Linked DNA regions of Homo sapiens: region 2 is linked to region 1. The links are chromatin loops, found by intact Hi-C in ENCODE. Cell type or tissue: mucosa of descending colon. All regions are shown on one strand. Links, peaks and the distances in the headings refer to the core of each region. The heading gives the core; the rest is flanking DNA. Region 1 overlaps HINFP (histone H4 transcription factor). Region 2 holds the start of NHERF4 (NHERF family PDZ scaffold protein 4).

Region 1 (16,174 bases), core at 5,026-13,025:
CCAGCCTGGCCATCATGGTGAAACTCTGTCTCTAGCAAAAATACAAAAATTAGCCAGGCGTGGTGACACACCTGTAATCCCAGCTACTCAGGAGGCTGAGGCAGGAGAATCTCTTGAACCCGGCAGGTGGAGGTTGCAGTGAGCTGAGATTGCGCCACTGCATTCCAGCCTGGGTAACAGCGAGACTCTGTCTCAAAAAATAAAAATAAAATGAAATAAAATTGAGAACCTTTAGTTTTTTGTTTGTGTGTGTGTGTGTGTTTTTTTTTTTTTTTTTTTTTGAGACAGAGTCTTACTCTGTTGCCCAGGCTGGAGTACAGTGGCACGATCTCGGCTCATTGCAGCTTCTGCCTTCCAAGTTCAAGCGATTCTCCTGCCTCAGCCTCCCGAGTAGCTGGGATTACAGGCTTGTGCCACCACGCCTGGCTAATTTTTGTATTTTTAGTAGAGACAGGGTTTCACCATGTTGGCCAGGCTGGTCTTGAACTCCTGACTTCAGATGATCCACCTGTCTTGGCCTCCCAGAGTGCTGGGATTAGAGGTGTGCACCAGTGCGCACAGCCGAGAACCTTCAGTTTCATGTTTATCTTTCTTCAATAAATATTTATTACAGACTGGGTGCAGTGGCTCATGCCTGTAACTCCAACACTTTGGGAGTCTGAGGCAGATGGGTTGCTTGAGTCCAAGAATTCGAGACCAGCCTGGGCAACATGGCAAAACCCTGTCACTACAAAAACAAAACAAAACAAAAATTAGACAGATGTGGTGGCGCATGCCTGTGGTCCCAGTTACTTGGGAGGCTGAGGTAGGAGGATCTCCTGAGCCTGGGGAGGTCGAAGCTTCAGTGAGCTGTGATTGTGCCACTGTACTCCAGCCTGGGTGACAGGGTGAGACTCTGTCTCAAGAAAAAAAATATTTATTACATGCCTAAGCATGCCTAGCAGTGTATAGACACCCAAGGTGCAGTATAAACTACACAGATACGGCTTTTTATGTTCAAATGGAATCTACATTTTAACAGAAGGTATTAGCAGAGTGGTGGAGTAAACCGTTGGATAGGTTAGGTAAAGGCAGATTGTATGGCACTGTGAAAGTCTGGCAGGGGACTTATGATTCAATAAGAAATAAGGAGCTTCTAGGCTCATCTGTAGGCTCTATGGAGTAGAACCGTATATGGACTAGAGTCAGCCCAACATGACCCTACCATTACCACTAGTGTGTGGCCGTGAGCAAGTCAGTTGACCTCTGGAACTTCAGGTGTTTATCTATAAATGAGGTTAAAAATAGCACCTACCAGCTGGGCGTGGTGGCTCACACCTATGATCCCAGCACTTTGGGAAGCCAAGGTGGGTGGATCACCTGAGGGCAGGAGTTTGAGACCAGCCTGACCAACATGGGGAAGAAACCCTGTCTCTACGAAAAATATAAAAATTAGCCAGGCGTGGTGGCGGGCGCCTGTAATCCCAGCTACTCAAGAGGCTGAGGCAGGAGAATCGCTTGAACCCGGGAGGCGGAGGTTGCAGTGAGCCAAAATCGAGCCATTGCACTCCAGCCTGGGAGATGAGCGAAACTCAATCTCAAAAAAAAAAAAAAAAAAAGCACCTACGGCAAAGGGTGGTGTTGGTAATTAAATGACATAATGCAAATAAAATGCTTACTGTGGTGCTTGACATATAGTAAGTGTGAAATTAAAAACAAAAAGATTTATTATCTTCATTTTGCAGATGAGAGTATTCAGAAGTTAAGTTCTTGACAAAGGTCATACAGCTAGTAGATGGTAGACAGTGGAGCCAGGATTTGAACCCTGATCCTTCTCAAAAGCCATCTGTTTGAACCTGAGCATTGTTCTGCCTCACAGAGGAATAATTCCTTCTTGGTGGGTTGCTCTGAAGCTTCATGAGAAAATGTCTGTTAAAGCGTTTAGCTCAGTGCCTGGCACACACTCAATAGTGTTAGTTTTTGTTTTCCCTTTCCACAAACACCAGACATCTTCCAGGGATTTAAGGAATTACTCCATCCTTACTGTAAAAGGGCAGGGTTTCTCATGGGTCACTGGAACAACACGTGCTGATTCTAGGCAGGCTGCCTGCCCAGCTTTTTGCCCTCAGCAGCACCTGGGTGGAATTCTTGCAGCTGTGGATTTCTTCCTCTTCCTCTAGGGTGAAGGCCATGCCGCCTCCTGGGAAAGTTCCCCGAAAGGAGAATCTGTGGCTACAGTGTGAGTGGGGGTCCTGCTCCTTTGTGTGCTCAACCATGGAAAAGTTCTTTGAGCATGTCACTCAGCACCTGCAGCAGCACCTGCATGGCTCTGGGGAGGAGGAGGAAGAGGAAGAGGAGGATGACCCACTTGGTAAGAGAGCAGGACACAGGAAGGGGAGGAGCTCAAGGAAAGGTGGAAAATCTGACTTTCTTTTCCTTAGAGGGAGAAGGCGGCCTAAGAGAATGGTGGTTTATTTTCCTAATTGTGTTTTTGTTGTATATAAAAACATTGTAAACTCATTTATAGAAAACTCAGTCAACAAGGATATAAGGAATAAATCTGCCATCCTGCCATCAAGAAGTAATTGCTGACAGTACTTTAGTGAACATTGTTTTTGACATCTCTCTGCCTGTGTTTACATATATTTAAATACAGATGAATGTGCTTTTTTTTAATCATTCTGTACAAGTTGTTGGCAACCTGTGTTTTGTTGTTGTGTTTTTTTTTTTTTTTTTTTTACTCTTCTAGTATTCCCAATTTTTTTTTTCTTTTACTGCAACCAGTCAGAAATACATCTTACTTTTTAGAGACAGGGCTTCATCTTGTCACCCAGGTTGGAGTCCAGTGTCATGATCATAGCTCACTGCAGCCTTCAACACTCAAGGGATCCTCCTGCCTCAACCTCCCGAGTAGTTAGGACTGCAGGCATGTACCACCACCACACGCCAATTTTTAAAAAAATTTTTTTTAGAGACAGGATCTTGCTTATGTTGCCCACTGATCTCAAACTCCTGGCCTCGAGCAATCCTCCTACCTTAGCCTCCTAAGTAGCTGGGACTATTGGCTTGTGCCACCAAGTCCAACCCCACTCCCACCTTCCAATTTTTTTTTTTTTTTTTGAGACGGAGTCTTGCTCTGTTGCCAGGTTGGAGTGCAATGGTTCGATCTCGGCTCACTGCAGCCTTTGCCTCCCAGGTTCAAGCAATTCTCCTGCCTCAGCCTCTTGTAGCTGGGACTACAGGCGCGCGCCACCACGCCCAACTAATTTTTGTACTTTTAGTAGAGATGGGGTTTCACCATGTTGGCCAGGATGGTCTCAATCTCTTGATCTCATGATCCGCCCACCTCGGCCTCCCAAAGTGCTGGGATTACAGGCGTGAGCCACCGCACCTGGCCCCATCTCTCACTTTTTAACCTTTGTCTGACTTATGTTTTAGGTATGCCTTTTATCAATAGCAAATAACTGGGATTTTAATAAAATCCAATCTGAAAACAATAACAATAGTGAACTGTATTCTATAGTACCTACTGTGTGTTAAGTATTGCTGGGTACTTTATTTTTTTTTTGAGATGGAGTCTCATTCTTGTTGCCCAGGCTGTAGTGCAGTGGTGCAATCTCGGCTCACTGCAACCTCTGCCTCCTCGGTTCAAGCGATTCTTCTGCCTCAGCCTCCCGAGTAGCTGGGATTACAGGTGCGTGCCACTACGCCCGTCTAATTTTTTTTTGTATTTTTAGTAGAGACAGGCTTTCACCATGTTAGCCAGGATGCCCCTGTTGGCCAGCCTGGTCTTGAACTCCTGACCTCAGGTGATCCGCCCGCCTCAGCCTCCCAAAGTGCTGGGATTATAGACGTGAGCCACCATGCCCGGCCAGTACTTTTTTAAACCTACATTAAAGCACTATTTCCCAAAGAGCCTATGAGATAGGCACTATTATTATTATTATTTATTATTATTATTTTTAGATGGAGTCTTGCTCTGTCGCCAGGCTGGAGTGTGGTGGTGCGATCTCAGCTCACTGCAACCTCCACCTCCCAGGTTCAAGCAATTCTACTGCCTCAGCCTCCCGAGTAGCTGGGATTACAGGCACATGCCACTATGCCCAGCTAATTTTTTTTTGTATTTTTAGTAGAGACGGGGTTTCACTGTGTTAGCCAGGATGGGATAGGCACTATTATTATACCCATTTTACAAATAAGGAAACGGAGGCACAGAGGAATAAAATAACTTGCCCAAAGTCACGGTACTAATAAGTGTGGCAGGATTTAAAAGAAAAAGGAAAAAAAAAACTTTTTTTCAGAGTAAGATGGAGTCTTACTCTGTTGCTCAGGCTAGAGTGCAATGGCATGATCTCGGCTAATTGCAACCTCCGCCTCCCGGGTTCAAGTGATTCTCCTGCTTCAGCCTCCCAAGTAGCTGAGATTACAGGTGCCCGCCACCACGCCCGGGTAATTTTTGTATTTTTAGTAGAGACAGGATTTCACCATATTGGCCAGGCTGGTCCCAAACTCCTGACCTTGTGATCTGCCTGCCTCGGCCTCCCAAAGTGTTGGGATTACAGGCGTGAGCCACTGCGCCCGACCAAAGCCACTTTTTTTTTAGAGACAGAGTCTTGCTATGTTACCAGGTTGATCTTAAACTCTTGGCCTCAAGTGATCCTCCTGCCTCAGCATGCTGAGCAGCTGGGACTATAAGCATAAGCCACTGCATCTGGCAGGAATACATTTTTCTTTTCTTTTTTTTTTTTTTTGTGGGAGTGCAGTGGCTCGATCTCCGCTCACTGCAAGGTCCGCCTCCCGGGTTCATGCCACTCTCCTGCCTCAGCCTCCCAAATAGCTGGGACTACAGGCGCCCACCACCAAGCCCAGCTAATTTTTTTTTGTATTTTTTAGTAGAGACGGGGTTTGACTGTGTTAGCCAGGATGGTCTCGATCTCCTGACCTCGTGATCTGTCTGCCTCGGCCTCCCAAAGTGCTGGGATTACAGGCGTGAGCCACCGCACCCGGCCCAAAATGTGGTTGATAGTTCACTGAACTGATTTCCTAACCCACTAGTGGGTCACAACACAGTCTGAAAAACTCTATTCTACAGGAAATATGGAGGCAGCTCTCCTTCTCCCACCCCAAATTCTGTTTTAAGTCTGATGACTATGAACCATAATTGATAGTTTCAAAATTCAAGTCATATTTATACAAAGGCAAAATTGGGGAATGATTATATTTTCTAAAGTATCTGTGTTTCAAAACAAGTTAACTTATATAAAGCGCTGAAAATACAGTGCTTAGGGATGCTAGAGAGATAGGAAATGGATTGGAAGAGTTGATGGGGCCTTCTTGGAGAAGGCAGATCTTGAGCAAAACATGAGGGGAAGGAGGAGTGGTGGTTTTACAAGGAGAAGTGGGAGGTGTCAGATCGAGAGGCAGCATCTTCATCAGGAACTGCAGAAACTCAAGTCAGAGGACTTGCGTGCCGGCCATTTCTGCTGTCTGTTTCTGGCATAGGCCTTGCACACACTCTCACCTCTGCCTAGACCACACTTCTTCACCTATTTACAGATACTCATCCATCGTACTTCAGAGTTCAACATGGGGACGTTTCTCAGAACACCATGTCAAATGACCTCTGTTTAATGCTTTTATAGCACCATGTATATCCCCGCTTTGTAACACTCATCACTGGTTGCAGTTTTATATTTATAGATCTGATTATTTGATGAATATGCTTTCTCCCTGACTGAAAGCTATGTGAGGGCAAGGAGTGGGACACTTTTTACTTGTTATAGTCCCTCTAACTGGCACACAATTTATGGTCATTAAATACTGGTATTTGCTAAATGAACCCTGGTAATTTGGTTAGAGTCCAGCCTCCTCACGAGTCCAGCCTCCTCACTCTCTGTTTAGTGCTGCAGGTGGAAGGTGACCTGAGCCTTGGAAAGTGTCAGACTCTTCCTTTTAAACCCCTTTCTACAGAGGAAGAATTCTCCTGCTTGTGGCAGGAATGTGGCTTTTGTTCTCTGGACAGTTCTGCTGACCTCATCCGCCATGTCTACTTCCACTGCTACCACACCAAGCTGAAACAGTGGGGGCTGCAGGCCTTGCAAAGCCAGGCTGACCTTGGCCCCTGCATCCTGGACTTCCAGAGCCGGAACGTCATCCCTGATATCCCTGACCACTTCCTGTGTCTGTGGGAGCACTGTGAGGTCAGCAGGCAGTGCCAGTAATTGGGGTGGAAGGAAGCTGGGGGTCTTAACTCTGATGCCTTGTCCCTTTCAGGGATGCCTTATATTTCCAAGATTCCTGCTAGTATCTCTCTTCCATTTCTTTTGCTCTTTTAAAATTTGTTTATTTTTTACACACAGGCTCTTGATCTGAAGCCCAGGCTAGAGTGCAGTGGTACAATCATAGCTCACTGTAACCTTGAACTCCTGGGCTCAAGCAATCCTCCCACCTCAGCCTCCCAAGTAGCTAGGACTACAGGCATGTACCACCATGCCCTGCTAACTTCTAAATTTTTTGTAGAGACAAGGTCTGGGTGTGTTGCCCAGGCCGGTCTCGAACTCTTGGCCTCAAGTGATTCTCCTGCCTCAGCCTCTCAAAGTGCTGGGATTACAGGGTTTAGCAACCGCACCCGGCCACTCCTCCATTTCTGTGCAGTGCCTTTCCTCAAAATTTCCCATCCCCATCAAGTTAATTTGGGAGAGAGCCAAGAATTCTTCGGGCACATAGGGGTGAGTCCCTCTACCCACCCTCAGTCCTCACCCCAAGTTGCCCCTGGCACAGAATTCCTTCGACAATCCTGAGTGGTTTTATCGGCATGTGGAAGCACACAGTCTGTGCTGTGAATACGAAGCAGTCGGCAAGGACAACCCGGTGGTGCTGTGTGGCTGGAAAGGTAGGGCTGCTTCTTAACTTGTGGCTTCTGGAGGAAACGCTGGGGTTCCTGAAGAGCTGGGACAGAAAGGGATAGGGGTCCTACAGGGGCAAGGTTGACTGCCGGCTGGAGAGACTCAGGGGTACCAGATCCTAGGCAAAACTGGGGTTTTGTGGCAGGAGACTGATAGGGCTTCCTTCCCAGGCTGTACCTGCACCTTCAAGGACCGCAGTAAACTTCGAGAGCACCTCCGCAGCCATACCCAGGAGAAAGTGGTAGCCTGCCCCACCTGTGGGGGCATGTTTGCCAACAATACCAAGTTCTTAGATCACATCCGTCGCCAGACCTCATTGGATCGTAAGTAGTCAGAGGAAGTGGGGTGGATGCAGGCTGTCCTGCTTGGAATGGGTTAGGGGCATGTTTCTAGTGGGGGTGGCCACTGAAGAGACCTGCCTTTTGGCTGCCTCTTCTTTTTGGGCTCAGGCACCTCCCATAGTCTCTTTGCTGATTCAGATTCGTAGGCATTGTTATTCAGTACTTACTGTACCTCGTATCAGTTACTTAGGGAATCCTCACAACAGCCCCATGAGGTAGGCTTCTTATCCCCCTTTTTGCAGATGAGGAAACTGAGGCTCAGAGAGGTTAAATCACTTACCTGAGATCACACAGCTAGTAAGTGGTGAAGCTGGAATTCTAACTCAGGTTCTCTAAGTCCCATGCTCTTTCCATGATACTGTGTCCATTCATAGCTCCCTAAGCTCTCCTTTTCTCCTTGGGTGGTTCCCTTCTGCCTGGGATGGTTCCCCTCTCCTTTCTGTGCCTCTCCACTATCACCTACAGCCCTCCTTTCTTCTGCCTGCCCCACCCCAGAGCAGCACTTCCAGTGTTCTCACTGTTCCAAGAGATTTGCCACAGAGCGGCTATTGCGGGACCACATGCGCAACCATGGTGAGTGGCCTGCGGCCCACAGCCTCCCTCCTGCCCTCCAAGGTTCCACAAGTTCTCACATCACAGCCTCCTCTCTGCTTCTCTCAGTGAATCACTATAAGTGCCCTCTGTGTGACATGACCTGCCCGCTGCCTTCCTCCCTCCGCAACCACATGCGCTTTCGTCACAGTGAGGACCGGCCCTTTAAATGTGACTGTTGTGACTACAGGTAAGGGGGACCAGGGACCAGAAAACAGCTCATGTTCCAGTGTTCCCCATGTCCTCCAATCCCTCCTGATTTCTCATGGCAGCTGCAAGAATCTTATTGACCTCCAGAAGCACCTGGATACCCACAGCGAGGAGCCAGCCTACAGGTGTGATTTTGAGAACTGCACCTTCAGTGCCCGATCCCTCTGCTCTATCAAGTCCCATTACCGCAAAGTACATGAAGTGAGTGGGGCTGGTGTTGGGAAGGACTAGTGGAAGTATGGGGGACCCTGGGGTGAAGAGCTGGTCTCATTTCTCCCTTCCTTCCCCATCAGGGAGACTCTGAGCCAAGGTACAAATGTCATGTGTGTGACAAATGCTTCACACGGGGCAACAACCTCACCGTGCACCTTCGCAAGAAGCACCAGTTCAAGTGGCCCTCAGGGCATCCCCGTTTTCGGTATGTCTCTCAACCCTCCTTCCCAGATTAACACACTTGTTTTTATACCTTTTCAACCAGTTTTAAAAACCTTAATTTGGGTCGGGCGCGGTGGCTCACGCCTGTAATCCCAGCACTTTGGGAGGCCAAGGTGGGCGGATCATGAGGTCAGGAGTTCGAGACCAGCCTGGCCAACATGGTGAAACCCCGTCTCTACTAAAAATACAAAAAGTAGCTGAGCATGGTGGCACATGCCTGTAGTCCCAGCTACTTGGGAGGCTGAGGTGGGAGAATCACTTGAACCCAGAAGGCGGAGGTTGTAGTGAGCTGAGATCATGCCACTGCACTCCAACCTGGGTGACAGAGCGAGACTCCATCTCAAAAATAAATAAATAAATAAATAAAACCTTAATTTGATGGTGGTTTTATGTCTGCCATTTCCATTTAGATTCAAAGAATCCTAAGAATAATGGTGGAGCAAAGCTTATTTTTCTGTTTTTTGAATCTTGTAAGGCATGGTGCCAAACCCAATAAATGGTGCCAAAAAGTCCTGCAGCTGGAACTAGAGCTAGAGTCTAAGGGTTCTGATCCTTAGCTCCAAGGCCTTCTCATAAATCCTTTGACACTTTCACCCTCCAACACAGTCAGTCAGTCTCTGTTTTTCTGGTTGGGTTTCTATATAAAACTTTCCATTTTGAGTAATGATCTTTCCCTCTTGCCTTTTCTTCTACATATTCCAATAAAGACCTTTTTTGTCTTCAACTCCTGTCACTTGGATTCCAGGACTTCTTCCATCCCTCATGTTTGTTCCTTACTTTGCCAGCCTCGGCCATTTCTGTATCCCCCTGCCTGGGTTTGCTGCCCTTTATGCTCCTACCTCACCAGGTACAAGGAACATGAAGATGGCTATATGCGGCTGCAGCTGGTTCGCTACGAGAGTGTAGAGCTGACACAGCAACTGCTGCGGCAACCACAAGAGGGATCGGGCCTGGGAACGTCGCTGAACGAGAGCAGCCTGCAGGGCATTATTCTAGAAACAGTGCCAGGGGAGCCAGGACGTAAGGAAGAGGAAGAGGAGGGCAAGGGTAGCGAAGGGACAGCCCTCTCAGCCTCTCAGGACAACCCCAGTTCTGTCATCCACGTGGTGAATCAGACCAATGCCCAAGGCCAGCAAGAGATCGTCTACTATGTGCTGTCTGAAGCCCCAGGGGAGCCTCCCCCAGCCCCTGAGCCACCTTCAGGGGGCATCATGGAAAAGCTTCAAGGAATAGCTGAGGAGCCAGAGATCCAGATGGTTTGAAGGCCGCAGAGCCAGACCATTTCTTCCCCAGGTCCTGAAGTTTGAGCCAGGCAAGTGGCAGTGCCCCTAGTGGGCAGCCGTTGCCAATGGATGCCTTTAGGAGTGGTGCCGAGAGCAGTGTGGTCCACTCTGGCCTGGGTTTGCATCATTCTGCAGACTCTAAAGACTTCCCTTTTCTGCCAGACTACATTTTGTGGGGAGCCTGAGGACTCTGGATTCTTTGAGGGGATCCTGGATGTGTGTGTTCTTGTTAAAGAGGCTGTTATCAGGCTTAACCATAACCCTCAAGATCTGCTTGACAGTGATTAAATCCTTAGCTCACATCCATTCCCATCTTTCGGGCTCCTTAGGCCCAAGGATGGCATGTGACTGGTCCCTGCAAGGGTCCTTTCTTTGTCACCAGCCAAGGCATTGATAACCAAGTAGCCATTTTCCTCTTAAGGTTTCCTCTACAACCCCAAGGACTTTCATGATTATCCTCAGGGACAGGATTGGAGGCATTGAGCGTGTTTATTAACAAATTGTTTTTGGTAATAAAATAAATGCTTGGACTCTTATTTATTTCTTCTTACATTTGGTGGCAGTTTACTAGGTAATGAGGAGATACAGCCACCCAGAAGAGGAGCTGAATAGTTAGGCTTGTTCCCCTTCTGGTGACTCAGGTGGTTTGTTTTTTGTTTGCTTAACTGTCCTGTTGTCTTCTCCTCCTCCCCTTGGTGAAACTTCGCTATTCTCAGAGCGTATGCCATTTCCATGGAGGTCCCAGGTGTTTGGCTGTGAGTGGGCAGTAGTGGTGCTATAGAATGAACAAGAATGGGCTCACTGGGAGGATAGGGCAGCTGACCATGGCCTCACTCTGAATACTGATTAGAACCCAGTGCCTCTAGGGTAGGGGTTCTTTACCTGGGAGTGGGAAGGAAGCTGGGGGGTGGAGAGGATTGGGAAGCCTCCCAGGGAAGGGAGGCAATCAAGTGGTCCAGGAACCAAACTAGAAAATTGTGTGTCTGAATGTGCATTTTCCTGGGGAAAGGATCTGTTTTTTGCTAGATTATCAAAGAGATTGAAACCTCCCAAAATAAGAATCATCATTTCGTCTGGTTCAGCTGCTTCTCAGCACCCTGTGTCCATTTTTATGGTCTACTGCTATGCTGGAGAGGTCAAGGAAATAGTCTTGGGGACAGGAAGCTGCCCAAAAAGGATCTCTGGGCCTTTTTTTGTAAGACCTAATTCTATTACTAGAAAAACTAAGGCTGAATGCAGTGGTTCACGCCTGTAATCCCAACACTTTGGGAGGCTGAGGCGGGCGGATCACAAGGTCAAGAGATGGAGACCATCCTGGCCAACATGGTGAAACCCCGTCTCTACTAAAAATATAAAAATCAGCTGGGCATGGTGGCACACATCTGTAGTCCCAGCTACTCGGGAGGCTGAGGCAGGAGAATTGCTTGAACCCGGGAGGCTGAGGTTGCAGTGAGCCGAGATCATGCCACTGCACTCCAGCCTGGCGACACAGTGAGACTCCGTCTCAAATAAATAAATAAATAAAGAAAGAAAAGAAAAACTGTGTGTGTCTATTTGTGGAAAGAAAAAGATCTCTTCATTAATCCCATCAGCCATTTATTGAGTTCCTACTATAGTCCAGGCACAGGTGCTAAGGATACAAAGATGAATAAAACCCAGGACCTTCCCTGGAGGGACTTGCAATGCAGAAGCAAGGAAAGACTAGGTAAGCTGAGTGATAGAAGTTAATCAGGGTACATTTAGAAGGCTCCAAATAGGAGTAATGGTACTACCTGGGCAAGGGATCAGGAAAGGTTTCATCCAGGAAGAGACCTTCCACCTAACCAAGACTAGATGAAGACTTTAAAGGTTCTAAACTCTGAAAAGATTGTGGTGTCCCATTTTTCATATGTAATCAGAATGAAAATATTAAGCCATGAAACATTTAAAGTTCAACATGATTATACTTAAAACATATATTGTATATAGATTAACTATCAAATTCTGTTTCTAATTTTTTCTTTTATTTTTCAGTTCCCCAGTTTTGCTGGTGTCTAAGCACTGGCGTGGGGTGTCCCTTGAGTAATGCAGCACTAATGACTCTATCCATTCTTCCATGAGCAGTGTCTTCGGGAGCAGGCCAGCATTCTATGAAAAGGACCTTCCCTACTAGTCTTCTCAGTCATGCCCACACCAAATCGCATTGCTCTATCTGGACCATGGAGACAGCAGAAGAGATTCTGGTCTGTTACCATGTGATTCCATTCCCTAGGAGGAGGGGTGACTTGGGATCCTGGACTCAGTATGCATGGCTTAGAAAGTACTGGACCAGGAGTGAGGGGTCACTGTTGAGTAGTCTAGGCAGCCAGAGGCCTCTGGAAGGATACTAAAGGCTGTGGTGGGTGACAGTGGGCTCCTGGAGGGAGGAGGGTGATGATACTAATTTGGTTACCTTAGAATTTCACCTAGAGTCAACCCTGGTCCCAGCATCATGGTGTCTGAAGATTAAGGAGACACCCTGTCTTAGTCTTCCTTAAAGGGGGTAGGGATAGGAGAGAAGGCAGGTGGCCCAGGAGTTGGAAGCAGATAACTTCTTTTCTCTTATTTGTGGCAAGTCCACAACCACAGAGGACTTAGAAGAACTGGGTGGATATAAAAAAGTGTCAACTATGGCCGGGTATGGTGGCTCACGCCTGTAATCCTAGCACTTTGGGAGGCCGAGGTGGGCGGATCACTTGAGGTCAGGAGTTCCAGACCAGTCTGGCCAACATGGGGAAACCCTGTCTCTACTAAAAATACAAAAATTAGTTGGGCATGGTGGCACATGCTTGTAGTCTCAGCTACTCAGGAGGCTGAGGCAGGAGAATTGCTTGAATCTGGGAGGCAGAGGTTGGAGTGAGCTGAGATCACGTCACTGTACTCCAGCCTGGGCGACAGACCAAGACTGTCTCAAAAAAAAAAAAAAAAAAAGTGTCAACTAAAAAGGAAAATTGAAAAAGAGGCCAGGTGCAGTGGCTCATGCCTATAATCCCAGCACTTTGGGAGGCCGAGGTGGGTGGATGGCTTGAGCCCAGGAATTCGCGACTAGCCTGAGCAACATGACAAAACCCCAATTCTACAAAAAATACAAAAATTTAGCCCAGGCGTGGTGGTGCATGCCTGTAGTCCCAGCTACTTGGGAGGCTGAGGTGAGAGAATTGCCTGAGCCTGGGGAAGTTGAGGCTGCAGTGAGCTGTGATTGTGCCACTGCACTCCAGCCTGGATGACAGAACAGTGTCTCAAAAAAAAAAAAAAAAAAAAAAGAAAAATGATTTCTCCAAGATGAGAAGGGAGAGGAATGATGAATGGTCATGGGGAATAAATAATTACTGTCAGATTATGACCTAGTGAATTTGGACACTCAATGCATGTTAAATGAATAAATGAAGTTTGCTCAAGATCAGGAATCAAATGAGGAACATATCCATTTCATGTACAGTAGCAGAGAGACTTAAGGCTGAGAGGGAAGGGTGGAGGAGATGGTGAAAGCTTCTTCATACCATGCTAAATAGCTTGGATTTCTTGGCTGGGGAGGGAATGTGGAGGACAAGAAAGTAGATGAAACTTGGAAAGGAATGGGGATGTCCCCACCCTCGTGGAACTTAAGGCTAATTTCCTGAGGGGAAGAGACTAGAGGCCAAGGGGAAGAAGCCAGTGAGAGAAGATTTCAAAAATACAAGAGAAGCCTGGTGCGGTGGCTCATGCCTGTAATCCCAGCACTTTGGGAGGCAGAGGCAGAGGCAGAGGCAGGGGCAGAGGTGAGAGGATTGCTTGAGCCCGCGAGTTCGAGACCAGCCAGGGCAGCATGGCAGAACCCAAACTACAAAAAACTACAAAAAGCAGGGCATGGTGGCACGTGCCTATAATCCCAGCTACTCGGGAAGCTGAGATGGGAGGATGGCTTGAACCTGGGAGGTCCAGGCTACAGTGAATTGTGATCGTGCCACTGCATTTTAGCCTGGGCAACAGAGCCAGACTCTGTCTAAAAAAACAAACAGCAACAACAACAACAACAACAACAAAAAAGAAAAATACAGGAGCGAGGATATTTGATAGGGTAAAGCCCCTAGATTTGGGGTGGGAAGAATATAGAGAACAAGTAGATAAATAAAACTTGGAAAGGAATGAAGTAGAGAGAAGAAGGTAGGAATGGGAGTGGATATGGATTTTGTTCATAGGCATAAGGGGGATTTCATGCTTGGTGGTCTCTATTTCATTGATAAAGTAGGAATTAAAGTTATTGAAGATAATCTGTTGGATTAAGGATTTATACAAATTGACACATTTTAGAAATGCCATTAACAGATATAAGAATGAGATAGAAGACCTGACGACCCAGCTGAAATTGAAGACCAAGATCAGGCAGGGGCAACTTCAATACAACCATAGAATTTTTTTTTTTTTTCAGCAGACAGGAGCACCCCTGGAACACAAACAGAAAACAGACCACTGGGTGTATCACAGCAATGGTGTGGTGGCCAGGACATGGGTTGCACAGGGCCAAGGAGCAAGGCAATTAGAGCAGCTAGAGATGGATCATGAAGTCCAGACTGGACGGTGAGGGCCTAGGAAGCTGGAGGTAGTACAGCAGTTACAGTCACACCACTGGAGGTTCCAGTGAGGCTTCTGAAGATTAGTGGGCAGAAAGGAAAGTTTGTGGTCAAGAAGGGAACTTTTGTTTAATTGATACATAATAAGTATACATATTTATGGGTAATATGTGATATTTTGATACATGCATACAATGTGTAATCAAGGTAATTAGGATATCCATCACCTCAAACATTTATCATTTCTTCGTGTTGGGAACATTTCAAATCCTTTTCTAGCTGTTTTGAAATATACAATAAGTGGCCAGGCAGAGTGGCTCACTCCTGTAATCCCAGCACCTTGGGAGATCGAGGTGGGCGATCACGAGGTCAGGGGCTCGAGACTAGCCTGGCCAACATGGTGAAATCCCATCTCTACTAAAGGTACAAAAAATTAGCTGGGCATGGTGGCGCTCGCCTGTAATCCCAGCTACTCAGGAGGCTGAGGCAGGAGAATCGCTTGAACCCAGGAGGCGGAGGTTGCAGTGAGCTGAGATTGCACCATTGCACTACAGCCTGGATGACAGGGCGAGACTCCATTTCAAAAAAAAAAAAGGAAAAAGAAAAAGAAATATACAATAAGCTGCTGTTAACTAGAATCACCCTACTGTGCTGTAGAATGCTAGAACTTATTCCTTCCATCTAACTATATTTTTGTAGTCATTAACCAATCTCTTCATCCCCCACCCTTCACTTCACTACCCTTCCTAGCCTGTGGTAACCATCATTCTACTCTCCACCTTCATGAGATCAACTTTTTTAGCTCCCACATATGAGTAAGAACATGAGATATTTGTCTTTCTGTGCCTGGCTTATTTCACTTAACACAATGTCCTCCAGTTCCATCTATGTTGCTGCAAATGACAGACTTTCATTCTTTTTATTTATTTATTTTTATTTTTTTGACAGAGTCTCGCTCTGTAGCCCAGGCTGGAGTGCAGTGGTGTGATCTTGGCTCACTGCAACTCCATCTCCCAGGTTCAAGCAATTCTCCTGCCTCAGCCTCCCAAGTAGCTGGGATTACAGGCACCTGCTACCATGCCCAGCTAATTTTTTGTATTTTTAATAGAGACGGGGTTTTGCCATGTTGGCCAGGCTGGTCTCGAACTCCTGACCTCAGGTGATCCGCCCGCCTCGGCCTCCCAAAGTGCTGGGATTACAGGCATGAGCCACTGCGCCCTATTTTTATTTTTATTTTTGAGACAAGAGTCTGGCTCTGTTGCCCAGGACAGGGTGCAGTGGCGCAGTGGCACGATCTCGGCTCACTGCAACCTCCACCTCCCGGGTTCAAGCAATTCTCCTGCCTCAGCCTCCCAGGGAGCTGGGATTATAAGTGCGCACCACCACGCCCAGCTAATTTTTGTATTTTTAGTAGAGATGGGGTTTCACCATGTTGGCCAGGCTGGTCTCGAACTCCTGACCTCAGGTGATCCACCCGCCTCGGCCTCCCACAGTGCTGGGGTTACAGGCGTGAGCTGCCGTGCCTGGACAAATTTCATTCTTTTTTATAGCTGAATAATATTCCACTGTGTGTATGTACTATATTTTCTTTATCCATTCATCCACTGATGGACACTGAAGTTGATTCCATTTCTTGGCTATTGTGAATAGTACTGCAATGAACATGGGAGTGCAGATATCTCCCCGATATACTGATTTCCTTTCTTTTGGATATATACCCAGCAGTGGGATTGCCGGATCATATGGTAGGTCTATTTTTAGTTTTTTGAGAAACTTTCATACTGATTTTTTTTTTTTGAGACGGATTCTCACTCTGTCGCCCAGGCCGGGGTGCAGTGGCACAATCTTGGCTCGCTGCAAGC
Region 2 (14,236 bases), core at 4,802-12,801, 51 kb after region 1:
TAAAGTAACTTGTCCAAGATCACTCAAATAGTAAGTTTAAAAGCCCAGGGCTTTGTGATTCTGAATCCTGTGCTCTTTCTGCCAAACTATACTGGTGCATTACGGATATGTCTGTCGAGCTGTGGGACCTTGCTAGGTAACCTTTGTTTTCTCTAGGAATGTTTCAGCAACGCATTTTGAGGAGGCAGAGTGCTGGTTAGTGCTGGCAGAATTTCAACACTTTTTAAAAATTTAAATGTATTTTTATTTTTATTTTTTGAGACAGAGTCTTACTCTGTTGCCCAGGCCTAGAGTGCAGTGGTGCAATCATAGCTCACTGCAGCTTCGACCTTCTGGGCTCAAGCAATCCTCCCACCTCAACTTCACTGAGTAGCTGGGACCTCAGGCATGTGCCACCATCCCCAGCTAATTTTTAAAATTTTAATTTTGTAGCCGGGTGCAGTGGCTCACGCCTGTAATCCCAGCACTTTGAGAGGCGAGGCAGGTAGATCACCTGAGGTCAGGAGTTTGAGACCAACCTGGCCAACATGGTTAACCAAGTGTGGTGCCGGGTGCCTGTAATCCCAGCTACTTGGGAGGCTGAGACGGGAGAATTGCTTGAGCCTGGGAGGCAGAGGTTGCAGTGAGCCAAGATTGCGCCACTGCACTCCAGCCTGAGCAACAGAGACTCCCTCTCAAAAATAAAAAAATAATAATAACAAAATTAAATTAAATTAAAAAATAAAAAATTTTTAATTTTGTAGAGATGGGGTCTCACTAGTGATCCTCTCACTTTGGCCTCCCAAAGTGCTGGGCTACAGGTGTGAACCACTGTGCCCAGCCAACTTTTTATTTTTATAGGCACCAAAGCATAAGGGCTAAGAACAGGGATTTGGTAACTCAGCTATTTGAGTTCAAATCCAGGCTCTGCTACTTATTAGCTGTGAGACTTTGGACAGGTTACTTAGTTCTGTGCCTCAGATTCCTTATCTGTGAAATGGAGATAATACTAGAACTTATATCACTGGCCTAATATGAAGATGAAATGAACTCATCCTCAGGGTCTAGGACATGGTAAGTGCTATTTAATTGTTTTTTGTTTGTTTGTTTTTTTGAGATGGAGTCTCGCTCTGTCGCCCAGGCTGGAGTGCAGTGGCACCGTCTCTGCTCACTGCAACCTCCACCTCCCGGATTTAAGTGATTCTCCCAGCTCAGCCTCCCAAGTAGCTGGGACTACAGGCACCTGCCACCATGCCCGGCTTATTTTTGTATTTTTAGTAGAGACAGGGTTTCTCCATGTTGGCCAGACTGGTCTTGAACTCCTGACCTCAGGTGATCCACCCACCTCAGCCTCCCACAGTGCTGGGATTACAGGAGTGAGCCACCACGCCCGGCCTATGCTGTTTAATTGTTTGTCACACATAGAAACAGACTTAGTTCCAGACCAGCCTGGCCAACATGGTGAAACCCCATCTCTACTAAAAATACAAAAATTAGCCGGGTGTGGTGGCACGTGTCTGTAATCCCAGCTACTCGGGAGGCTGAGGCAGGAGAATCTCTTGAGCCCAGGAAGTGGAGGTTGCAGTGAGCTGAGATCGCGCCACTGTACTCCAGCCTGGGTGACAGAGCGAGACTCTGTCTCACAAAAAAAAAAAAAGAAAAAAGAAAGAAACAAAGAAACAGGCTCGGGCAGCCCACCCCTTCTCACACATCACCTCCGACAGGAGGTCACAGCTGCTGCTGAGGCCACCCCGCCTTGAGGATGTGCCTGCCGGACCTGAGTTGCAACGAGAGGCTGCAGTCTCCCGAGGGGATTCAGAAAGCCCCCAGTTATTGAAAACCCAGCAGAATTGTCAGCCCTGCACCCCCAAGCCCTCTTGGAGGGAGGGTTGCCCTGGCAGAGCACTGAGCCCATCTGTTTATTCACCATCCTGTGGATTCAGCTTCACAGGGTGACATATTCTGTCACAGGTTGGTGTTGGAGAAGGGGCACTATCACCTCTATGAGAGTAACCTCACATATAAACATGAAAACAAGCCAGGTGCAGTGGGGCACACTTGTAGTCACAGCTGTCAGGAGGCCAAGGCAGGAGGATCGCTTGAGCCTAAGAGTTAAAGGCTACAGTGAGCTATGATCACACCACTGCACTCCAGCCTAGGTGACACAGCAAGACTCTGTCTCTAAACAAATAAAAATTAAAACATTAAAAAGTAAAAAAAACCCAGATGTTAAAGGACGTGCCACAAAACAACGTCATGGTTTGTTGCCAGAGGAATGACCCTTCTTCCCTTTCAGAACCATTGCAGGAATGGGGGAAGATATCACAAACCCCCAACATTTATTTCTTTGTCAGATATTTGAGTGCCTGCTGTGTGCCAGGCAATGTGTTAGAATCTGAGGAAATGTCAGTTAACAAAACTACAGGTTTCAGCCCTTTCTGATCTAGTCTGAGCTCCTCTCCCAGAAGGAAACTGCTACTTCCTGCACAGTTTGAGCACAAAAATATCAATGTAACCATATAAGGAAAAATTACAGCAAATGCCTGGGAAGAAGGAGCCCCAGATGCCATGAAAGTGTATAGTGGGGGAACTGGTCTGCGGGGTCAGGAGAGCCTCTTTGTGGAAGGGCATGTCGTCTGACCCTTGTAGCATTAGCCAAAGGAAGAAGTTGGGGGAGGGGAAATGCCCCAGGAAAGGGCAGCACCCTGGAGGCTTTTTTTTTTTTTTTTTCTCTTGAGACAGGGTCTTGCTCTGTTGCCCAGGCTGGAGTTCAGTGGTGTGATCTCAGCTCACTGCATCCCTGACCTCCAGTGCTCAAGGGACTACAGGCACATGCCACCATGCCTGGCTAATTTATTTTTAATTAAGAAAATTTTTTTAATAGAGATGGCATCTTGCTACATTGCCCAGGCTGGTCTAGAACTCCTGGGCTCAAGTGATCCTCCCACCTCGGCCTCCCTAAGTGCTGGGATTACGGGCATGAGCCACTGCACCTGGCCTATGGAGGCTTTGAAGGAGGAAAAACCTTGGCACTGTTAAGATGAAAAAAGCCGAAAGGGCAGGAGCATAGCGAGTGGGGCCAAGAGGCTTGTGATGAAGGCATCGTAGTCGGCAGGGCCCAGATCACACAGGCCCTTAAAGCAGTAGGAACTGCATGTTGAAGATGGTGATGTATTTGTGATACCTAGCCCGGTCCCAAACTAAGTGTGTAATACATGCTAATTCCTTCTCACCACCTCCTGGGTTTGAAAATGTATCAGGGTGTTTGGGAAAGAGAAAGAAGTTCCTAATGTCTGCAGCACATGAGACAGGTGTTGAGAGATGACCCTGGAAAGGTCAAATTAGGGCCAAATTATGAAAAGTTTTGGGCCAGGTGCAGTGGCTTATGCCTATAATCCTAGCACTTTGGGGGGCCTAAGCTAGGGAGCCCAGAAGTTCAAGACCAGCTTAGGTGACACAGCAAGACCCCATCTCTAGTTTTAAGAAACGTTTCATATTCCAGGCTAAATGTTTGGAGTTTGCCACATAGGCAGTAGGGAGCCATGGAAGGTGTCGCAGCAGGGGAGTAGCATGATCAGACAAATTATGCTAAGTTCAAGGGGAGATCACAGGGCTGGAGCAGTCATGGGAGTGTACCTTAAGCTGAACCTTGAAGGCTGAACAGGCACATGGAAGGCCACAGTGACTCTCCCCTGCTTCTTTTTCAGGTGGTTCCACGAGTGTTTGGGCGCATGGTGGGTAAAAGCCGGGAGGCGGTGGCTCAGGCCATGGTGCTGGAGATGTTTCGAGAGGAGGACTACTACAACGATGATGTTCTGGACCAGATGGGCGCCAGTATCCTGGGCGTGGAGGGCCCCCGGCGCCACCCAGATGAGCCCCCTGAGGATGAAGTCTTCGAGCTCTTCCCCATGTTCATGGGGGGGCTTCTCTCTGCCCACAACCGAGCTGTGCTAGCTCAGCTTGGCTGCCCCATCAAGAACCTGGATGCCCTGGAGAATGCCCAGGCCATCAAGAAGAAGCTGGGCAAGCTGGGCCGGCAGGTGCTGCCCCCATCAGAGCTCCTTGACCACCTCTTCTTCCACTATGAGTTCCAGAACCAGCGCTTCTCCGCTGAGGTGCTCAGCTCCCTGCGTCAGCTCAACCTGGCAGGTGTGCGCATGACACCAGTCAAGTGCACAGTGGTGGCAGCTGTGCTGGGCAGCGGAAGGCATGCCCTGGATGAGGTGAACTTGGCCTCCTGCCAGCTAGATCCTGCTGGGCTGCGCACACTCCTGCCTGTCTTCCTGCGTGCCCGGAAGCTGGGGTGAGGACCTATCCTCATGCACAGGCATGAAGAGGGAAGAGGGTTGGAGGTGAAGAAGTGGGAAAAGAAAGTGCCAGGGAAACCAGAGGTACCGATGAGTGACCAGAAGGTGGGATGAAGAAGTCTAGTTTAGGGGCCGGGAGCAGTGGCTCACACCTGTAATCCCAGCACTTTGGGAGCCCAAGGCGGGCGTATCACCTGAGGTCAGGAGTTCGAGACCAGCCTCAACATGGAGAAACCCTGTCTCTACTAAAAATACAAAATTAGCCAGGCATGGTGGTGCATGCCTGTAATCCCAGCTACTTGGGAGGCTGAGGCAGGAGAATTGCTTGAACCTGGGAGGCGGAGGTTGCGGTGAGCTGAGATCATGCCATCGCACTCCAGCCTGGGCAACAACAGCAAAACTCCGTCTCAAAAAAAAAAAAAAAAGTCTAGTTTGGGTGGAGGTGACAGGAGCAACAGAAGGGAGGAGCCAGGCATGGTGGCTCCTGCCTGTAATCCCACTGCTTTGGGAGGCCAAGGCAGAAGCATCACTTGAGCCTAATAGTCTGAGACCATCCTGGGCAACATAGCAAGACCCTGTCTCTACAAAAAATTAAAAAATTAGTCAGGTGTGGTGGCATGTAGCTATCATCCCAGCTACTCGGGAGGCTGAGGTGGGAGGATTGCTTGAGCCCAGGAGTCTGAGGCTGCAGTGAGTTGTGATCATGCCATTGTGCTCCAACCTGGGCAACAGAGTGAGACCCTGTCTCTCAAAAAAGGGGAAGCAGGTATAGATTCCCAGAGGCAGGCTGATGAAAAAAAGGCATGGTAGATGGACAGACTGCCTGCTGAATTCCCTCCCTGGTCTCTCACCTCCCCTCTGGCCACCTTCTGCTCCAGCTTGCAACTCAACAGCCTGGGCCCTGAGGCCTGCAAGGACCTCCGAGACCTGTTGCTGCATGACCAGTGCCAAATTACCACACTGCGGTGAGTGACCTGGGAGTGGGGCATCCTGGTGGCCAGCTAAGGTCAAGGGTGAGCTCCCTGCTTCCTGACATACTTGGCACAGACCCACCCAAGGGATAGTAAATGGAGGAGAGTCTAGGCCCTGACCTGTCCCCTCCACTTCCCCCAGGTCCACTGCAAGCAGCAGGGCAGCAGGGAAACATGCCACCTGTAATGGGTGCTAAGAAACCTCTCACGTGGCTAAAATCAGCCTGGGGGAGGTGGGGAGAGAGGGTGGAATAATACCTAGGCCGGTTGCCTGGTAACAGTGCCACTGATCCCCTCCCAGGATTTTTCTTGCAGCCTCCCGAGGAGGACCCTAATGCTGGGCACTCAGTAGACACCCCTTAAGTGTTGACTGATATGTGGGGAACCTGAGCTCCTGGGTTCCCAGTTTCTGATTGGTGTAAGGGGAGGCAAATGAGGAGAGAAAAAGGAAGAGCAGGGAGAAGGATAGGGGAGTCAGAGGGGAGGGAGAAGCAGAGGCTGTGGAGGGGGTGAAAAAGGCAGAAAAAGGGAAACGGAAATGGTGAAAAGGAAGGGAATAGATAAGAAGGGAGTCAGGGGAAGAGGGAAGGAAAGGCCAGCTCCCCTACTCTGACTCCTCTGCCAGGCGCCACACCCCCTATTGCTCCAGCCTTTCTCCTGGGCCTGCATTTCTATGTCCAGGTTCCTCTTGCCCCATGCAGGGCCCTCTTTGGCCCAAGTCCTGACACCCAGCACAGGGCTGCCCCATTAAGGCTGCCAGTACCACCCCCAACCTTGCCTCCCCCTCCTCTCAATGAGCCCTCATAACCTTGGGTTGCACGTGGCTGTAGGCTGTCCAACAACCCGCTGACGGCGGCAGGTGTTGCCGTGCTAATGGAGGGGCTGGCAGGAAACACCTCAGTGACGCACCTGTCCCTGCTGCACACGGGCCTTGGGGACGAAGGCCTGGAGCTGCTGGCTGCCCAGCTGGACCGCAACCGGCAGCTGCAGGAGCTGAACGTGGCGTACAACGGTGCTGGTGACACAGCGGCCCTGGCCCTGGCCAGAGCTGCCCGGGAGCACCCTTCCCTGGAACTGCTACAGTGAGTCCTGTCCCTGGTCCCATTGCCCCCAGCCCTTCAGACTACTTCCCTCTCTCAACTGTGCTCCTCCAATCCTAGGGAGTGCTTCTGGGCCTGGGCCTGGTGCCTGTCCTTTATTCCTGGTTTCTGACTGATCCTTGTCAACCTAGCTCTGAGCCAACCCACCCCCTCTGTGACTGGCGCTTAAACTGCACCAATTCCCTACCACCATTTCTCCTAAAGCCCTACTGTCTCTGGTCCCACTGAATTCTAGTATCAGGGTCGGCTGTGGTGGCTCACGTCTGTAATCCCAGCACTTCGGGGGGCCAAGGCGGGCACATCACCTGAGGTCAGGAGTTCAAGACCAGTCTGGCCAACATGGTGAAACCCCGTTTCTACTAAAAATACAAAAATTATCTGGGTGTGGTGGTGCGCACCTGTAATCCCAGCTACTTGGGAGGCTGAGGCAGGAGAATCACCTGAACCCGGCAGGTGGAGGTTGCAGTAAGCCGAGATCATGCCACTGCACTCCAGCCTGGGTGACAGAGCAAGACTCCATCTCAAAAAAAACAAAAACAAAAACAAAAACAAAAACAAAAAAAAAAAAGAATTTTAGTATTAGTCCCTGCCTCCCACTGGCCAGCAGCCTCCACCTCTGGCTCATTGCAGTTACCTGATCGCACTCTGCAGCCAGGAGATGAGTTGTGAGGCCCCCTGACTTTCCATCCATCTACCCTCGGGCCCTCCTTCTCAGAGCTCTACTGAATGGCATCGACTTTCTCTCTCCTGCCAGCCTCTACTTCAATGAGCTGAGCTCAGAGGGCCGCCAGGTCTTGCGAGACTTGGGGGGTGCTGCTGAAGGTGGTGCCCGGGTGGTGGTGTCACTGACAGAGGGGACGGCGGTGTCAGAATACTGGTCAGTGATCCTCAGTGAAGTCCAGCGGAACCTCAATAGCTGGGATCGGGCCCGGGTTCAGCGACACCTTGAGCTCCTACTGCGGGATCTGGAAGATAGCCGGGGTGCCACCCTTAATCCTTGGCGCAAGGCCCAGCTGCTGCGAGTGGAGGGCGAGGTCAGGGCCCTCCTGGAGCAGCTGGGAAGCTCTGGAAGCTGAGACACTGGCGGCAGGCACCTAGCTATGTGACCACTGGCCCTAAACCTTTTCCCTCTGTGGCCTCCTGGCTTGCACTGCTCCCTCTAGAAAGATTCCTTCAGGTCTGGAGGCAGAGGAATGGGCATAGCTGAGCCAGTTGCCCTCCTAGGGCATGTTTGACCAGGACTGAGTCTGGAATCTCCAAGTTAAAGATGGTGAATCAATGCTTCGGGCTTGGAGATGGAACATGCCTCCTCTCCATTCAGCTAGAAGGACCAAAGCATGTGGCATTTGGATGGCCAGAGTGCCCTGAAGCACCACTACCAACCTTGCCTCCCCCTCCTCTCAAAGAGCCTCTGACTGTGTCACCAAGGGGCTCACATCTTATGTCTGCCATGCCAGGGGTGTCGCCATCCAGATGTGTTGGAAGCTTCCCCTCCTGCCTTATGCTCACCTGTGGACACCGAGGATGCCCTCACATTGGTGCTTTCTCCTCATCCTCATGCCCCCTTTGCCACAATGGTATGATGGCTTGGTAGCCCCTCGAGGCAGATGCACCTGACTTGCTGCTATTAAAAAGCCGTGTGCCTTCTACCAATTGTGGCCTCTTCTTTACTGCCTGGTGCTTCCAAGAAAGGGCACTGTTCTTGGTCTTTCTGGTTAAACTACCAACCATGATCTATTGCAAGTGGTTCTTGGGCACTAGGTTCAGAGGCAGTGGAGGCTGGAAGGGCCCATGAACAAGATATTGGCATGGGGGTTGGCCATGCTGGGCTGTATTAGTCCAGTCTCACGCTGCTAATAAAGACATACCCAAGACAGGGTAAGTAATTTATAAAGGAGGCTGGGCATGGTGACTCACGCCCGTAATCCCAGCACTTTGGGAGGCCGAGGTGAGCGGATCACCTGAGGTCAGGAGTTTGAGACCAGCCTGACCGACATGGATAGACCTCGTCTCTACTAAAAATACAAAATTAGCTGGGTGTGATGGCACATGCTTGTAATCCCAGCTACTCGAGAGGCTGAAGCAAGAGTATTGCTTGAACCCAGGAGGTGGAGGTTGCCGTGAGCCGAGATAGTGCCACTGCACTCCAGCCTGGAGAACAAGAGTGAAACTCTGTCAAAAAAAAAATTTATAAACGAAAGAGGTTTAATTGACTCACAGTTCCACATAGCTGGGGAGGCCTCACAATCGTGGCAGAAGGCAAATGAGGAGCAAAGTCACATCTTACATAGCAGCAGGCAAGAGAGTGTGTGCCGGGGAACTCCCCTTTATAAAACCATCAAATCTCATGAGACTTATTCACTATCATGAAAACAGCACGGGAAAACCTGCCCCTGTGATTTAATTACCTCCCACCGGGTACCTCCCATGACACGAGGGAGTTATGGGAGCTGCAATTCAAGATGAGATTTGGGTAGGGACACAGCCAAACCATACTATGGGCCATAGAATTATCACCCTTTTCACACTTACCCCCCAGGCTTGGAGTTAGTGACCAGCAATCTGCCTTTCTCTGCACAGAGGGGCAACTGGGTCAGATTCAGGGTCTCCAGAAAAAGTTGGGGCCCAGGGATAGATTCAGGAGGAACCCACACAGTTTTCCAGAGGATAAGACTCTCAGCGGGGCACGGTGGCTGACGCCTGTAATCCCAGCACTTTGGGAGGCCGATGAGGGCAGATCACCTGAGGTGGGGAGTTTGAGACCAGCCTGACTAATATGGAGAAACCCCATCTCTACTAAAAATACAAAATTAGCCAGGTGTGGTGGTGCATGCCTGTAATCCCAGCTACTCGGGAGGCTGAGGCAGGAGAATTGCTTGAACCTGGGAGGCAGAGGTTATGATGAGCCAAGATCATGCCATTGCACTCCAGCCTGGGCAACAAGAGCTAAACTCGGTCTCAAAAAAAAAAAAAAAAAAAAAAAAAAAAAAAGACTCTCACTCCCGTTAACCATTACCCCACTGCTTCCACAGCGTCTTCAAGGAGGCGGGACCTGGGAGGGGATGGGTGGGAGGATCAGTGGCTGTGATGAACCTTGTCCCTACCCCGGGCACTGGGTTGCTGATCCAGCTATGGAGAAAGCCGCAGGTAGGAGGCCAGGAGAAATCCTCTGCAGGGGACTTTGGGACAGGCAGGGGGCCGACTTGGAGGCTGAAGCTTTGGGACCAGGGCACACTTGATTTTGGGGCTTGGAGCCCTGAGGCAGGTAAACAAGTCAGGAGAAAAGTAATGAGTTGATATGTCTGTCTTCCTGGTCCACACCCTGTACTGATATGCTCAGATTTATGTGCCAAGGACTTGGGGGGAGAGAAAGGGAGGGGACCGCACAATAGTCCTGTGTGTATGGCAGTGAGAAGAGAAGACCCCTTTGGAGCAGAAAGGAGGGGGCATGCCCTGAGTTTGGGGGTTTCCCTGAGTCCTTTTAGTTTATGCCAATGGAAGAGGCACATCTGGGGAGAAGAATGTGACTCTCCTCCTCTCACCCACTTCTTTGCCCAGTAGATCTGCAGGACACAGCCTCGTTAACTCTGTAAGTGCCACGAGGGTTGGGGCAAGGGGAGGAAATAATTGGAGGCAGCGAAGCGCTTCACTGCCATTAGCACCTAAAGGAGATCCTGGGACCCAAGTCCAGCTGCCAGCTTGTACCTGCTTCCCCTGCCTCCTTGCAGGAAGTTTAAGTTTAACCCAAAGCTGGGCATTGATAATCCTGTCCTCTCCCTGGCCGAAGACCACGACCCCTATGGTAACTCCCTCACCCCCTGGCAACCATTCCCTATCCCTGGAGGCACCACGGCTCCACACGGCCTCCGATCTCCTTGGTAACCACTCACTCGGTCTCCCTCTGATAACAGCCTTGGTTGGGAGTAGAGATAGGAGGGGCCGGGTGTTTTCTCCTGTCCCAGTCCCTCTGCCCACGAACCCCACCACCCAACACCCAACCAGGCAGAAACTGCCCAGCACCCTATCAGGACACAGGGTCTGCCAGGCACACGGCGAACCTGTACTTGGGCTGTGCCCTCTCCTCCCCCTTTTCTGCTGCCCACCTCACCCTCCAGATCCCTGGAGCCTGGAGCGGCCTCGCTTCTGTTTACTGAGCAAAGAGGAGGGCAAGAGTTTTGGCTTCCACCTGCAGCAGGAGCTGGGCAGGGCTGGGCATGTGGTGTGCAGGGTGGACCCAGGCACCTCTGCCCAGCGCCAGGGTCTTCAGGAAGGAGACAGGATCCTGGCGGTGAACAATGATGTTGTGGAACACGAAGACTATGCGGTGGTAAGGCTGTGGTCCAGGAGAGCATGCTAGCACCTCAGAAAGAGAAGCGGGTTGCTCAGTCCCCTGGGCAGTATGGCAGCAGGGCACAAGCCTCACTCCCCCACACCCCAGGATTTAGAAGTGCCCAAGTCAGAGGGGTAGGGAAAGCATCTAGAAAGCCGATTCCCGCTGGGCGCAGTGGCTCACGCCTGTAATCCCAGCACTTTGGGAGGCCAAGGCAGGTGGATCACCCAAGGTCAGGAGTTCAAGACCAGCCTGGCCAACATGGCAAGACCCTGTCTCTACTAAAAATACAGAAATTAGCTGGGCGTGGTGGCAGGCGCCTGTAATCCCAGCTACTCGGGAGGGCTGAGGCAGGAGAATCACTTGAACATGGGAGGCGGAGGTTGCGGTGAGCTGAGATCGCACCATTGCACTCCAACCTGGGCGACAAGAGCAAAACTCCATCTCAAAAAAAAAAAAAAAAAAGAAAAAGAAAAAAAGCCGATTCCCTTGGCAAAAAAATGTGGATTCCAGGGAGGTCCTGGGGGTTGGCAAGAGGGTCTAGACCAAACCCACGCCCACGTGCCCTCTGTCCAGGTGGTACGCCGCATCCGGGCCAGCAGCCCTCGGGTGTTGCTGACAGTATTGGCACGGCATGCACATGACGTGGCCCGAGCTCAGCTGGGAGAAGATGCCCACCTCTGTCCCACCCTAGGCCCAGGGGTCCGGCCCCGGCTGTGCCACATAGTGAAAGATGAGGGTGGTTTTGGCTTCAGTGTCACCCATGGTGAGCCCAGAGGGTGCGAGGGGGCGGCAAGGATGAGGGATCTCAGCCCCTGTTCAGGGCAGGCAGGAAACAGACTGGACCTTGCTTTTTTTTTTAATTTCTAGGCAATCAGGGTCCTTTCTGGTTGGTGCTAAGTACTGGAGGAGCAGCTGAGCGGGCAGGGGTGCCCCCCGGGGCCCGGCTGCTGGAAGTGAATGGGGTCAGTGTGGAGAAGTTCACTCACAACCAACTCACCAGGAAGGTGTGACTGCCTGTCTCCCACTCTCCTCCCCCAATCCGGGCCTGGGCCCCACCTCGGGAAGACGCCTCCTTCCCCATGCGCCTAACCTCCTTATCTGGTCTCCTACCTTTATCACCATCCTCCCCCTCTACAGTTTGTGCCAGGCTCCACTTAGTGCCTGGGAGGAGGGGCTGTGGGGGGAGCATACCTCTTCTCTCCCTGCCCAGGTGTTATACTGATGCCCTGCTGGGTCCCCACAGCTTTGGCAGAGTGGACAGCAGGTGACCTTGCTGGTGGCAGGGCCAGAGGTGGAAGAACAGTGTCGCCAGCTGGGATTGCCCCTGGCTGCACCCCTGGCAGAGGGCTGGGCACTGCCCACCAAGCCCCGCTGCCTGCACCTGGAGAAAGGGCCCCAGGGTTTTGGGTTCCTGCTCCGGGAGGAAAAGGGCCTTGACGGTCGCCCTGGTGAGTGGGAGCCCTGGGGGCGGTGGGGGAAGGTGGGCCTTGGGGTGGGCACACAAGCGTATATACACCTTTCAGTGCACCGAAGAGGTGTCCCTGTCTGAGCTCTGGCCCTGGGCCGCCTCTTCCCGTTCACTCTGGGGTCAGTCCCCTGGTGTGTACACAGTGGCCTAGGATAGCTGGAGAGGAGCAGTGAGGATGTCTATGCCCCAGGACAGTTCCTGTGGGAGGTGGACCCGGGACTGCCAGCCAAGAAGGCTGGGATGCAGGCTGGGGACCGGCTGGTGGCTGTGGCTGGGGAGAGCGTGGAGGGGCTGGGCCATGAGGAGACAGTGTCCAGGATCCAGGGGCAGGGCTCCTGTGTCTCCCTCACTGTCGTCGACCCTGAGGCGGACCGCTTCTTCAGCATGGTGCGTGCTGAGGGGCAGGGGCTAGGGTTGGGGCAGGAGTGGGGCAGGGCTGAGGTCCGAAAGATTTGCTCTCCCTGCCACCTTCCAGGTTCGCCTGTCCCCACTCCTCTTCTTGGAGAACACAGAGGCTCCCGCCTCGCCCCGGGGCAGCAGCTCAGCCTCACTGGTTGAGACAGAGGACCCTTCACTTGAAGACACAAGCGTGCCTTCTGTCCCTCTTGGCTCCCGACAGTGCTTCCTGTACCCTGGGCCTGGTGGCAGCTATGGCTTCCGACTCAGTTGTGTGGCCAGTGGGCCTCGTCTCTTCATCTCCCAGGTGACTGATGCCCCATGGATCTTGAATCCCTTCGATCCTTTGCTGCCTGATCGGTCTTCCTCTGCTTCCCTCCCAGAGCCTAAAGCCAGCAAACTTTCCCCCGGTGTCCCCTGTTCTGCATGCCCCCACAACACCAGGTGACTCCAGGAGGCTCAGCTGCCCGGGCTGGGCTGCAAGTGGGAGACGTGATTCTGGAAGTGAACGGGTATCCTGTTGGGGGACAGAATGACCTGGAGAGGCTTCAGCAGCTGCCTGAGGCTGAGCCACCCCTCTGCCTGAAGCTGGCAGCCAGGTCTCTGCGGGGCTTGGAAGCCTGGATTCCCCCTGGGGCTGCAGAGGTGAGGAAGAAGAAACAGATGGGACTGTGAGTAGCTACAGAGGGCAGGGAGGAGTGAGAAAGAAGGGCAGAGTGGGCGAGGTACAAGGTGAAGCCGTGTGGGGTATGCAGGTTGGGACTTCAGGTCGTGGTAGGTGGGGACAGAAGGACTCGTGAAATAAACCCCATTTCTGGGCATTCCAGTGCAGGGCGGGGCAAGAAAAAGGAACTCTTCTGGGTCCCACCTGGAATGACCTTCTACCTCCTCTCTCTGTATAGGACTGGGCTCTGGCCTCGGATCTACTGTAGAGCACCCCTGCTTGGTACAGACATACTCAGGGGCTACCGTGTCTTCACTCTCCAGCCTGAGGTGGTGAAGGCAGGATGCTCTCTCTAAGCCAGACCAGAGGGACTCAGACACCACCGATCACAGGCTGGCCCAGGTGCTCCCTCCCTTCCTGCAGGCCCACCTGCCAGCAGAGGGTGTGGTTGGAGGCCTCAGACAGGTCCCTGAAGGAGTCTGAGGCTCCAGAGGATGTCATATGGGAGTTTTAGAGAGCTGTGTCCCAAGGATGAAGGTGTGGCTGTGGGTCTGGCTAGGATTGAAGCCATCTGGACCTTTTCTAGATATGACTCCAGGACCCTTGAGTGTAATGCAAAAATTTGGAGACCAGCTATGCCTGCCCTCTGTGGGTGCCTTAGCATTGCGGGAGGGTGGTGCTTGGTCACCGTTGCATTTGTTATAGAAATGGCCATTCGCCATAAATCTGACTGCCTGTGTTTGTGTTGGTGGGGGTAAGGGGCAGTGGTGTGAAGGGACCAAAAGGGCCTCAGGCTCAAGGGGTGGGATGCGGCTCCTGCAGGAGAGAGGTTGAGACCTGGTCAAATTTATTTCCTATCAATCACTGAATCTCAGGGATAATGGGTCAACCCAGAACTGAGATGTCTGTATGACAGCCACTCCTAAAAATAAACAACAACAAAAACAAAAAAAGAAGAAAACTAAATAAAAATAAAAATAAAAATAAGATCCACTTCTCTCTGCCAAACGGCCAGAGC

What was found. Hi-C counts contacts between places; a loop is a spot of excess contacts. Peaks named below come from ENCODE experiments on the same cell type or tissue, not always from the same donor. Only the 100,000 strongest peaks of a DNase experiment are listed, where the experiment ranks them.
Region 2: a loop joins it to region 1, with 1.8 times the contacts of the local background. A loop is called at or near these places in 63 of 110 quality-filtered maps.

Annotation. Positions count from the first base shown.
Region 1 is chr11:119,124,776-119,140,949 of GRCh38, forward strand. HINFP (histone H4 transcription factor) reads left to right here. Exons shown (of 10, transcript NM_198971.3): 2 at 2,160-2,350; 3 at 5,950-6,179; 4 at 6,760-6,871; 5 at 7,055-7,207; 6 at 7,721-7,798; 7 at 7,886-8,006; 8 at 8,089-8,227; 9 at 8,320-8,444; 10 at 9,309-11,284. The coding sequence starts at 2,170. The coding sequence ends at 9,723. Among named protein-coding and RNA genes, the nearest start is that of HINFP, 11 kb to the left of the region's middle. In mucosa of descending colon, for the core only: a CTCF peak has its summit at 9,795; no DNase peak of the experiment used is centred there.
Region 2 is chr11:119,176,007-119,190,242 of GRCh38, forward strand. NLRX1 (NLR family member X1) reads left to right here. Exons shown (of 10, transcript NM_001282144.2): 7 at 3,687-4,282; 8 at 5,165-5,251; 9 at 6,088-6,339; 10 at 7,112-8,010. The coding sequence ends at 7,433. It overlaps NHERF4 (NHERF family PDZ scaffold protein 4), which reads left to right and starts at 9,469. Exons shown (of 11, transcript NM_001168468.2): 1 at 9,469-9,504; 2 at 9,919-9,946; 3 at 10,086-10,159; 4 at 10,473-10,684; 5 at 11,264-11,453; 6 at 11,558-11,694; 7 at 11,934-12,138; 8 at 12,349-12,545; 9 at 12,634-12,861; 10 at 12,999-13,199; 11 at 13,457-14,207. The coding sequence starts at 9,489. The coding sequence ends at 13,486. In mucosa of descending colon, for the core only: no CTCF peak of the experiment used is centred there; a DNase peak (open chromatin) is centred at 9,435; H3K4me3 peaks cover 698 bases.